Linked DNA regions of Homo sapiens: all the other regions are linked to region 1. The links are chromatin contacts, found by Hi-C or POLR2A ChIA-PET in ENCODE. All regions are on one chromosome and are shown on one strand. The core of a region is the stretch at or near the end of the contact, and the rest is flanking DNA. Distances in the headings are between cores, read along the strand shown. Region 1 overlaps SIL1 (SIL1 nucleotide exchange factor). Region 2 has its middle 85 kb from the start of CTNNA1. Region 3 has its middle 66 kb from the start of HSPA9.

Region 1 (3,446 bases), core at 90-2,589:
GTCTGTTAATCCTAGCACTTTGGGAGGCTGAGGCGGGTGGATCTCCTGAGCTCAGGGGTTTGAGACCAGCCTGGCCAACATGGCAAAACCCCGTCTCTACTAAAAATACAAAAAATTAGCCAGGTATGGTGGCGCGTGCCTGTAATCCCAGCTACTTGGGAGGCTGAAGCAGGAGAATCACTTGAACCCAGGAGGCAGAGGTTGCAGTAAGCTGAGATCGTGCCACTGCATTCCAGTCTGGGTGACAGAGTGAGACTCCGCCTCAAAAAAAAAAAAAAAAAAAAGAGAGGTAATATAAGAATACTGAGCATGCACCGGGCACATAGTAAGCATTCAGTAATGGTAGCTTCTAATATTGTTGTTATTGTCATCCTGACTGGAGGCAGAGGTATGGGCATCGTGAATATTTTCTGCAAGCTTTTCCTTGACTGGAGGGCTGGAATATCTGGGCCGTGAAGGTCATTGTTTTTTCTCATATAGTGTTCTAAGACCTTAGGGGCTTAGTCAGGGCCTTTGGTGGCCTCTGGCCCTGACACCAGGTTTGGTTCTTCTATGGATACGTCACACTTCTGGAAACAATGCTGTGAAGCAGCTCTTTTCCCTCTTGTCCAGTTTATTAGCTATGTGTTGTTGTATAACAAATTATTCTCAGATGTAGTGGGTTAAAACAACAGTAATAGTTTATTATTTTTCTGTTTCTTTGGGTCAGGAATTTGGAAATGTAGGCAGGGTGTTGACTGGGTATGAGAATCTGCTTCCAGTTTACACGCCTGGCTGGTTGGTGCCAGTTGTTGGTGAGAGGCCTCGGTTTCTCTCTCTGTGAGTTTCTCCACAGGGCTGTGCAGGTCTCCCCATGGCTTCCCCCAGAGTGAACAACATAGGACAGCAAGATGGAAACTTCAGTTCTTTTTGTGGCCTAGCCTTAGAATTCGACATCATCACTTCCTCTTTATTCTTTTGGTCACATAGATCATCTATAGTTAATGTGGGAGGCACCAACACAAAGGCTGGGATCGCTGGTGGGGATCGCCGGTGACCGTGCTGGAGACTGGCACCACACCTAGTATCTGGGGACTCTGTCCTAGGCACTGTGGAAGGAGACCCCACACATGCAGGGACAGTCAGTCACCTCATGGACCCTTGTCTGAGGCAGGTGTTCCTTGCAGCTCACTGAGCCTATGCCCTTCCCCCATGCTCTGGCCTCACGGTGCTGAGCTGCCCAGCTCAGTAGCTGCCTCTTGGCTGAAGTGGTGGCGTGTCAGGGGGAGGACAGTGGTTTCATTTTTGAGTCTTTGATCATGAGAGAAGGCTGAGCTCTTCTGGAAGTCTGCCAGTGGCTTGTGCTTCCAGACACTGGATTTCTCGAAATGGATTGACCAGCTGACCAGCCCCTTCCTATAGGCTTCTTGCCAACCTTCAGAGGAGGGAGCCATTTTTCTTACCTTGAAATCCAGTAATTTCAAGATGAGAGTAGACAGTATTATACTAAAAATGGGGTGTTTTTATCCTTTACAGTTTTATGTCTTGTGTAAGGAAGACTCTTAAAAGTGGGAGAGGTAAGAGGTGTGTGGCAAAAGAACTTCTTGAGTAAGATCCTGGTCTATGGATGGACATACAGCTTGTTGCTGTATATCTCTGGGCAAGTTACTTAACCTAAGCCTCAGCTTCCTCAGCTCAGAGATGAAGAAGACAGTGGTGCTTCACAGACTCATGTGAGGATTAAATGAGATAATGTAGGATGATACACATGAAGCTCATAGCACAGAACACAGCACATTGTAAGGAAATACAGCAAGAGCTGTCACTAAAATATTGTTAATGTTAATATCATCATCATCATTGTGCTCACCGACTCTGAGTGAGACCGAGAGAGGAGCATTGACTTCCCAAGCAACATAAAGGAAACCCAGGCCCGGAAACAGGGGCTCCTTCCCTCTCCAGCTTTCATACTTTCCATACCGAATGTTCTTCCACGTGATGCCTGAACTACAAATAGAAGTTTGGGCAACTCCCAATTATCCCTAGTGTGAATAATTCACTCTGAGATAATCTGTGTGCCTGGCTGGCTTCCCAAATCAGCTGAGTGGATTATTCTCCTCTTTCAATTATTCAACAGTACAAGTAATTGGGAGCTGGCATTAGAATGTAAAGGCCGTGAGGTCATCTCCTGTTGTTCTCAGTTGCACAGTCCTGCCAGTGGTGATGTTTCAGAGCAGTGCGGAGGCTGTAGAGCAGGCCCAAAGGGGGAGGACAGAGGTGGTGACAGGCATGACAGTGAAGAATGAAGGCCCTCAGATGGCAAGTTGGGGGAGGTGAAGCTAACAGCCACAGGCAGGAGAGCCCAAGAGGAACGGTTTATAAAGGCTGCCTTCCCTCTCCCTGGCCTGTAGAGAGAGACCCCGTTGCAGCCGAGTTCACGCTTTCCTGAGGAGCTCTTTGGATTTAGCTTTTGGTTCTGGAATGTTAGTGTATCCTGGAGTCTTTTAAAATATGACCAGCCACCCCTGTTCTCTTCTGTTTGCTGCTCAATTTGATATCAAGGGGTGCACGGAGAGACCTGAGGAGCCTCTTCTTTCTGGAGAGTAGGGTCTCTACATTGAAAATAGCATGTGTAGAAGCGTGATCCATTCATATAAAAAGTAAATGGGTAAAGATTTATATATAAATTTATATTGCACATATATTTTTAAATATGTGATATAAAAATCTGGGCCGGGCGTGATGGCTCATGCCTGTAGTCCTAGAACTTTGGGAGGCTGAGGCAGGAGGATCACTTGAGCCTGGAGTTTGAGACCAGCCTGGGCAACATAGTGGGACTTAGTCTCTACAATCACAACAACAAATTAGTCAAGGCTGGACACGGTGGCTCACACTTGTAGTCCCAGCATTCTGGGAGGCGGGAAGATCACTTGAGCCCAGAAGTTTGAGGGTAACATAGTGAGACCTCAGCTCTATATTAAAAAAAAATTTAGTCAGGTGCAGTGGCATATGTCTAGTCCCAGCTACATAGGAAGCTGCAACAGGAGGATCAGTTGAGCCTGGGAGCTCAGGGATGTAGTGAGCTGTGATCACACCACTGTACTCCAGCTTGGGTGACAGGGCGAGACCCTGTCTCAAAAGAAAAAAGAAAAAACTCTGCTCTTACCTCTGATGGTCTGAGAAACAGGGACTTTTCCTTTCTATTTTGCACTCTTCTATACTGCTTGATTTTTTTTTTCTTTACCATGAACTTACATGATTTATAATTATTTAAATTACTTATTATAAAATAAGACACAGAAGTTGCTGTTGGGTTTTCTGGCATGAGCCCTTTGGATTCTGTGTTTTAGCATTCATGATCATTCTCTGGGCCACTTTATTCTTACACAACCTTTTTTTTTTTTTTTTTTTTTTAAATACTTCAAGTTCTAGGGTACCTGTGCACAACGCGCAGGTTTGTTACATAT
Region 2 (3,788 bases), core at 38-2,537, 310 kb after region 1:
TGAGAACAAAGGCTCCCAAAACTATAGCCCTTTGTGCTCAGCCCTCATAGGCATACATGGCCCTCAGTGAAATCTGATCGCCTGGGTTTGATTCTTGGATCCATAACCTTAGGAAGTTCACTTAATCTTTCTTTGCCTTATCTGTCAAATGGAAACAATGATAGTACCTACTTCACAGGGTTCTTGTGAGAAATAAGTGAATACGTACAACATGCTTAACACAGTGCCTCCTGGCGCACAGTAAGTATGCACTAAATGCTGTCTATTATTATTATCACACATGTGGTCACCCAAATATTCTTCCTCCTAGGTCCTCCCATCTCAGAGGATGCATCCTCATGAGTGCAGGTTTCTGCCATCGATGGAATTCATACCTTCATTCCCTTTCTGATCTTGAGAGTTCCAACTAACCCTCCTGAGTTGAGACCATCCCACTTTAATCTGGGAAGCATTAAGCCTCCAATCCTAATCTTTGTTTAAAACGTCTGTTTGGAAGTTGTCTTCTGGGTATCCTGCTGCTTGCAGCTTCTCTTTTCTACTCTGAACTACACCAATCCTCATGGGGGTCAAGAAAGTCCACACTTCAAGGACATGAAGCCTGGTTCTCTCCTGCCCCTCGCCCCAGGGATGAAATGCCTTTCATTCTTTTTAGGTGAGCCTGCAGCTGAGAAAAACTAGACATGGTTATTTCCTCAATAGGTCATTCTGCTACAATTAATTCTCAATAAATCTTCACCATGAGACTGAATTCCTCGGCTATGTTTTATTCAGTGTGTACCTCCAGCACTTAGGGCAGAACCCACACTTAGTAGGTGCTTGATAAATGTGTAAATGAATGAATGAAGAATATGAATCACAGGGTGGGAACAATTTTCAAACTATGGGTGGAGAAATCAACATGATCATTCACTGTGTGCCCAGCCTCCTGCTTGACACTGAGGTCCAAGCAAGAAAAGTAACAAGGCACTTGGAGCTTGTAGTCAAGTCCTCAAAGACTAAAGTCTACAAAGGAAACAGAGCTCAACCACACAAATCACTTGCTCTGCCCATCCCACATCAGAGGGAACCCAGTGAAGTGTTGGTTCAGAAGAGGCAGGATGTGGCCTAAGGTCTGAAGGCACGGGAGGGGCCGGGGCAGAGGGCACGGGGGGCCCAGCTTACCCTGAGATAAGGTGTCCCAGAACACCACGAGCAAGGGCACAGCACAGGAATGAGATGGCTATTTGTGGAAAATAACCATGACACCAGCCTGAGCCATTTGTAGCACTTGTGATAGGGAGTCATGGGGGTAAACTTAGCTATTTCAGGCTGTGGGCTCAGTGTTGAGACCTGGAGGTTAGGCTGGGAGTGGATCCTGGCAAAACTGGCCACAAAGACTGGCCTGAGGCGAGGTGTGACAGCACCCACTAGCAGCAGGGCTCTCTTTCCTCTCATTCCAGGACCAGGTGAGATTTGAACCCCTGCCAGAGACTCCAAATATGAGCCCACCACAGGGGCATATCCCTCTGCTCCTCTAAGAAGGTGAAATTTGTATGGGTGAGGAGGCTTTGGTTTCCAGCAACAGAAAAACTCTAGCTAACTTAAGCAAAAAATGATCGTATTAGAAAGAAATGAGGGTGGCTCACAGAATCAAAGAAAATGCTAAAGAGGCTGTCCCAGAAATAGGAGGAAGCAGGACATTGAAATCAAGGGCTATGGAACAATCCCTTTATGGTGCCGCCTTGGGGATACATTAATTCCATCCTTCCTTCTTTCTTTCTTTCCTTCCTTCCTTCCTTCTTTCTTTCTCTTTCTTTCTTTCCTTCCTTCCTTCTCTTTCTCCTTTCTTTCTTTCTCTTTCTTTCTTTTCTTTCTTTCTTTCTCTCCTTCCTTCCTTCCTCTCTCTCTCTCTCTCTCTCTCTCTCTCTTTCTTTCTTTCTTTCTTTCATAGAGACAGGTCTTGCTATGTTGCCCAGGCTGGTCTTGAACTCTTGGCCTCAAGCAATCCTCCTGCCTAGTCCTCCCAAAGTGCTGAGATGACAGGTGTGAGCCACTACACTGGGTCCCATTTTCATGTCATTCCATTTCAGATTCAAGGAGGTGGCCAGGCACAGTGGTTTATGTCTGTAATGCCAGCACTTTGGGAGGCTGAGGTGAGAGGGTCCCTTGAGCCCAGGAATTTGAGATCAGCCTGGGCAACAGAACGAAAGTCCATCTCTATTTTACTTACTTAATTAATTAATTTATTTATTTATTTATTTATTTTTAACCAGAGTCTCACTTTGTTGCCAAGGCTGGAGTGCAGTCTCTGCTCACCGCAGCCTCTGCCTCCCAGGCTCAAGTAATTCTCCTGCCTCATCCTCCCTAGTAGCTGGGATTACAGGCGCTTGCCACCACGCCTGGCTAATTTTTGTATTTTTAGTAGATATGTGGTTTCACCATGTTGGCCAGACTGGTCTCAAACTCCTAACCTCAGGTGATCTTCCTGTCTTGGCCTCCCAAAGTGCTGGGATTACAGGCATGAGCCACCACGCCCAGCCCCATCTCTATTTAAAAAAAAAAAAGGATTCAAGGAGGAGAGAGCATCTGATTGGCCTAGCTTGGGTCACATGCCAATCCCTTAGCCAGGGAATGGAGGTAGCCTTCATTGACAGTCCACCAAGATTACAGCAGCTGAAACAGTTGCCCCAAGCCAAATCTCCAAAGCTGATGCCAAGGCAAATGGATACTGAGCAGGCCAAAACAGTGGCTCTCCATTACAGGACGTGTGCACTGGGAAAACCTAGGGCCCAGTTGGTGCTGCAGGCTGGGGAGAGCGGGAGGATGGAGCAGTTACCTGAACTGATAGGTGTACCCTTGTGACTGGATCCCTAGGCCTCAGAGCCCAGAGTCTACTTCAAATTCCTCCCTTAGGGGCCTTCAGGACTGTTAGGGTGAGATGTGAGCTGGTGTGGAAGAAGGGGCTGTTAAGGTTCTAAGTGGCTGCAGTGAGCTGAGATCACGCCGTTGTACTCCAGACTGCGCAACAGAGCGAGACTCCATCTCAAGAAAAAAAAAAAGGTTCTAGGTGGGAACCCCAGGCCAGTGTTGAGAAGTGAACCCATGAAACTGAATAATTTAATAGTTCCAAAGTGGGAGGAGGGAGGGACTTGGCTTTTCCTGGGATATGGCAAGCATGGACAGTAAGCCCATTCTCAATCTCCAGGATGCCAAGAGGGTCAGGCGTTCCCCCGGCTTCCCCAGGCCCCTCACACCACATGGAATTTCAGAAGATCAGAGGCAGAGGCCAGTGCTCACGCAGGGGAGAAGTAGGGAGAAACCTCCTGCTTCATGCAATTGAAAGAGAGTCAAACGGGGGCGGGGGTTTGTTAGGAAAGTGTAATTACCAAGCCTGCCTGTTCCTAAAGCCTGGCACGAGGAAAATGGGACCATCTGGGATCCTGATGCTGTACAGCGGGGGCAGAGGTAGACTCAGGGCAACCGAAATCTTCTCCTTGTGGTTGGAGCCTCCCTGAGCCTTGTCCAGACCTGGCCCAGCTCAGTCTGAGAGGTGGAATGAGTTCTGAGCACAGGTTGCAAAGGGACTTGTAGGCTCTTCAGGAACCAGGGAGGAGTGGGCTTACAAGAATGTGACATCAGGAGGAGGAGACAAGAAGGTTCTAGATTCACTCTCCATTCTTCCCTGCCCTGCTCAGAGCCACAGGAAGCTGACCTCTGTGGACTTACTGCCCTGGCTTCTTGCCCTCAGCTTCCTGTTGGGTTTGGCCAATGGAAGCCACTGGCAGGAGACTAGCTGATGGGATGAGAAA
Region 3 (3,807 bases), core at 427-2,926, 330 kb after region 1:
TGGGGGAACAGATGACTTGGTCAGATGGAAGGGTGTAGACATAGGGATGACTTGGGCATGTCCCAAGTACAAGTCCACAGACTCCAGACTTGGCCTGTGCCCTCAGCTCTGCTGGCAATGCCTTTGTTGGCAGCCCAGAGGTCCCATCCTCCACACCAGCCACCACACCCAGGACTGCTCCTCATCCTTTGGACAGAGAGAATTTGGAGGTGCTAGAAGCCAAAAAGCCAGCCTTTTCTTTTGGGGCTGTGTAACCTGATACAGGCATCGTACCCCCCACCCCATCCCCCTAAGCCAGTGCTCATGCAGGCCCTGTTACTGGAAGGAGAAACTCCCAAGTGTGGGAGGCTTTGGGGTGACAGGGTGGGGAGGAGGAAGCCCGAAGAAGACAACTGGGAAGAAAGTCCTAACAGTGTCAGCTCCAGGTAAGGAATGTGCTGCACCCTGCCGACCAGCTCAGTACTCTAGGCTCAGCCCATCCCCATCTGATGGGGCCAGGAAGAGTCACAGAGGACTGTGAGATCTGGGAGAAAGAGAGAAAGCCATTTTTTTTTTCATGATGAAGAAGGTGGTGAGCAGGTCATGGGCAATAGCAACACAGATTAACCTGGGAAAAAGTTCTGAAGAAAATTGGGACATTCAGCTCTGCCAAGACAGTCAGACCAGGGTGAGCTACTGGGGGCTGGCAAATGGTCAGGGGTTACACTGTCCCCAGCCTAGGACCCAGCCAGCCTTGGCCGTGGCCCCAGACAAAGACTTGCCCCACTTGCTGATCTCCCAGAGGCAGAGGCCAGATTCCTTCCAGCCCAGGGAGTCTCTGGACAAGTCATAAAAGTGTTTCCTCCAAGTCTCTGTCTGGTCCTGCTAGAAAAAAATTGTCCATCTGTCAGTCTGCAGGTGAGTGGGGCTGGGTGCCGTGACTTACGCCTGTAATCCCAGCACTTTGGGAGGCTGAGGCAGGAGGATTGCTCAAGACCAGGAGCTCGAGACCACTTAAGCAACATAGACCCCACCTCTACAAATAAAAATGTAAAAATTAACCAGGTGTAATGGTGCGTATTTGTAATCCTAGTTATTAGGGAGGCTAAGGTGAGAGGATGGCTTGAGCCCAGGAGTTTGAGGCTGCAGTGAGCCATAATCGTGCCACTGCAAGCTTGGATGACATAGTGAGACACTATCCCTTTTTTTTTTATGGTGTGGGGGGATGGAGTTTCACTCTTTCGCCCAGGCTGGAGTGAAGTGGCGTGATCTCAGCTCACTGCACCCTCCGCCCGCCAGGTTCAAGCGATTATCCAGCCTCAGCATCCCAAGTAGCTGGGATTATAGGTGCCTGCCATCATGCCTGGCTAATTTTGTACTTTTAGTAGAGACGGGGTTTCGCCACGTTGGCCAGGCTGGTCTGGAAATCCTGACCTCCAGTGATCCACCCGCCTTGGCCTCCCAAAGTGCTGAGATTACAGGCGTGAGCCACCACCCCCTATCTCTTAAGAAAGGCCGACGCTATCTCTTAAGAAAGAAAGCAAAGGAAGAAAGAGAACGAGGTGACCGCACCAGTCACCTTCAGATTGATGGATGAACAGACAAAATTTCCGATGTTCCCTGAGCCAGGGCTAAGGCATCAGCCCAGAATCCTCTTCTCGGATGACTCAGGAGCGCCCCCTTCTGTCTGGTTTGGCTGAAACCAGTGTGGGGGGCGGGGAGAAAGAATGATTAAAGTAGATTCTAATCACAATGCCCAAAGACAGCCGCTGCAGGAGCAGGCCCTACCAGAAGGGTCCTCACTTTAGGCTGCCCCCCGATACTGCCACAGCCTGAATCAGAGCTGGACTTCCTCAAGGGGGATCAGGGACCAAGGAGGAGAATGTCTAAAGCGCAGTCGACCTGAGAGGACGCCTAGGCTGTCATACCTGGGCCTGGCAGCCTGGCCTCTGGGCACATGCCTAGAGCTCTGGAGGCCATCCAGCCTGCAGATGTCCCCAGCTTCATGAGAAAAGTCATGGTCTGTGTAGAAAGACCAGGCTCTTCCTCTGAGCCTAAGAAAGAAAGGGCTGAGACAGTCAATTATCTCAGGGCTATGAGTGTGTTGTCGGGGGATCAGCCAGCCATGGGAAGCACAAGAGGGGAGATGCTGCTTCTCCCCAGCAACTGCCCCCAGAGCCAATGAGACATGTTTCCCAAAGGACCTCCAGCTTCCTGTGTACAGGTGCAGAAGAGACCCGCAGACTCCTCTGGTGTTTAGTTCTAACATTCCATAACCTACAGGATTCTCTCTCCTGGACCATCTGCAGCTGCCCTTTCCCAGTTTATTCGTTAGTCTGATTTTTTTAAATTAATTAATTTATTTATTTGCCATATAGAGTCCACATTGGATCTTCAGTCTGATTTAAATCCATCTTGCTGCATCTGAATGACAGCTAGAAGAGAGGGAGGGGGAAAGCAAAGGGGATGCTGAGAAACTGAGGAGGAGAAAGACAAAACAAGGAGAAGGAGTGGAGAGAGAACTGAAGGAGTGGAGAGAGGAAGACCCGAGCAAGTACCTGAGAGGAGCCATCTGCCCGGTGGAGAACAGCTTCTGCATTGTCCCTAGTCACTCTCCCTGTCAACACTTCATAGCTGCAAGTCCATGCTCGCACTACATGTAGGCGTGGACACACACACATACACACACACATCACATACTTAGGCTGTGGAGAAGGCCTGGCTGTGTGTGGGGCTTGAGGGGCAGTCTGCCCCCTCCTGAATACTTATCTTCTCCTCCTCACACCTCCCCACCCCTCAGCCTTCCAGCACTAGTTCTTTGTGCTTTCAAAGCAGCTCCCTCCCAGAATGCTACCTCCAGGAAGTGCTGAGCTGAGAGAATGGGGGAATGGAAGGAAGGGGAGCTAGTCCTCTTCCCCCGACAGCACTGCTCCATCAAACAGCACCCCCTCCTCCCCTCACCTCCACCTCTTTCATCACTGCCACTGACAGCTGCAAAATCAGCCCTCCTCATCCTGAGCAGTGGACTGCGGGGATGTGTCCGTCTATTTCCTATCCACTTCCTGGGGCAGAAGACAGCTGGGGACGGAGGTAGAGAAGCAGCATCCCCATCCGTGCCAATACCGTCTCCCTCCCTTCCCCCATAAGTAAAGAAAGTCCTCCAGCCAGGCCCTAGAAGTAGCGTGCAGTCACCCCAGCTTTCTAAAATCCCTGTCCACAATGCCCCCGGCCCTGTCCTCCCAAGGTAGACTCTATTTCTCAGACCTTGGAAAGTCGCTCTAGGATATCTCACCCTGAAAGACAGATCCACTCTTGGAATGCTGGGAGACAGTGATGGATTCGCCCACACACTAGCAACCTACTTCCATTAACTTCTATGTCCAAATAATTTCTTTAAATCACAAGGATGAAGCTGGGGAGGGGAAGGCAAGCCTGTGACATCAATCTCCAGCAGGGATTCCTCCTTCAAACCTGGCCAGGGCAAAGCAGGAAAAATACCCAGCACATTCTTCTGGGACAAAACTATGGAAATGAGCCCCCACCCCACCCCGCCACCCACAGTGCCTCTTCTCACCTAAGTTCTTGGCCACCCTCTCCCTTGGTTCTGTGGAAAGACAGCACAGATAGAGGCTTTTCCACCCCTTCCTGGAGGTTTCAGGGCTCCGGCTGCTCCTTGGCAAGGTGCGGGCTGCCTCCTGGGGCATCCCAACCCCCCTAGCAGCCAAGAGAGCATCTCCTGCATGACCAGTGCCCAGGGTGACAGAAAGGGCAGGGCATGAGAAGGATAACTAAAAGCTAAGAGCTGTACCTCAGCTACCAATTTACCAT

What was found. A loop is a pair of places that touch in the nucleus more often than their neighbours do. ChIA-PET counts read pairs that join two places held with the same protein, here RNA polymerase II (POLR2A). Pooled maps may share reads with other maps.
Region 2: a pooled map shows a loop between it and region 1 (1.9-fold over the local background). The contact joins two enhancer-like sites. A Hi-C loop is called at or near these places in 2 of 50 pooled maps. POLR2A ChIA-PET finds 5 or more read pairs at or near these places in 4 of 52 experiments (BJ, MCF 10A, WTC11 and 1 more).
Region 3: a map of K562 shows a loop between it and region 1 (2.5-fold over the local background). The contact joins two enhancer-like sites. A Hi-C loop is called at or near these places in 1 of 168 maps with a recorded cell type or tissue (K562) and 1 of 50 pooled maps. POLR2A ChIA-PET finds 5 or more read pairs at or near these places in 1 of 52 experiments (activated CD4-positive, alpha-beta T cell).

What each region holds. Positions count from the first base shown.
Region 1 is chr5:138,973,149-138,976,594 of GRCh38, reverse strand. All of the region lies in intron 7 of SIL1 (SIL1 nucleotide exchange factor), which reads left to right. It overlaps LOC124901079 (a long non-coding RNA gene), which reads right to left. Exons shown (of 2, transcript XR_007058954.1): 2 at 656-3,446. Among named protein-coding and RNA genes, the nearest start is that of LRRTM2, 100 kb to the right of the region's middle. Within about 2 kb of position 1,339, at least 20 of the 41 ENCODE cell types and tissues checked have a DNase peak (open chromatin) inside an H3K27ac peak, as active enhancers do.
Region 2 is chr5:138,666,055-138,669,842 of GRCh38, reverse strand. No RefSeq gene overlaps it. Among named protein-coding and RNA genes, the nearest start is that of CTNNA1, 85 kb to the left of the region's middle. RefSeq lists a silencer at 1,050-1,099 and an enhancer at 3,607-3,788. Within about 2 kb of position 1,287, at least 4 of the 41 ENCODE cell types and tissues checked have a DNase peak (open chromatin) inside an H3K27ac peak, as active enhancers do.
Region 3 is chr5:138,639,865-138,643,671 of GRCh38, reverse strand. No RefSeq gene overlaps it. Among named protein-coding and RNA genes, the nearest start is that of HSPA9, 66 kb to the right of the region's middle. RefSeq lists enhancers at 1,578-1,657, 1,668-1,747, 1,317-1,870, 1,871-2,424. Within about 2 kb of position 1,676, at least 3 of the 41 ENCODE cell types and tissues checked have a DNase peak (open chromatin) inside an H3K27ac peak, as active enhancers do.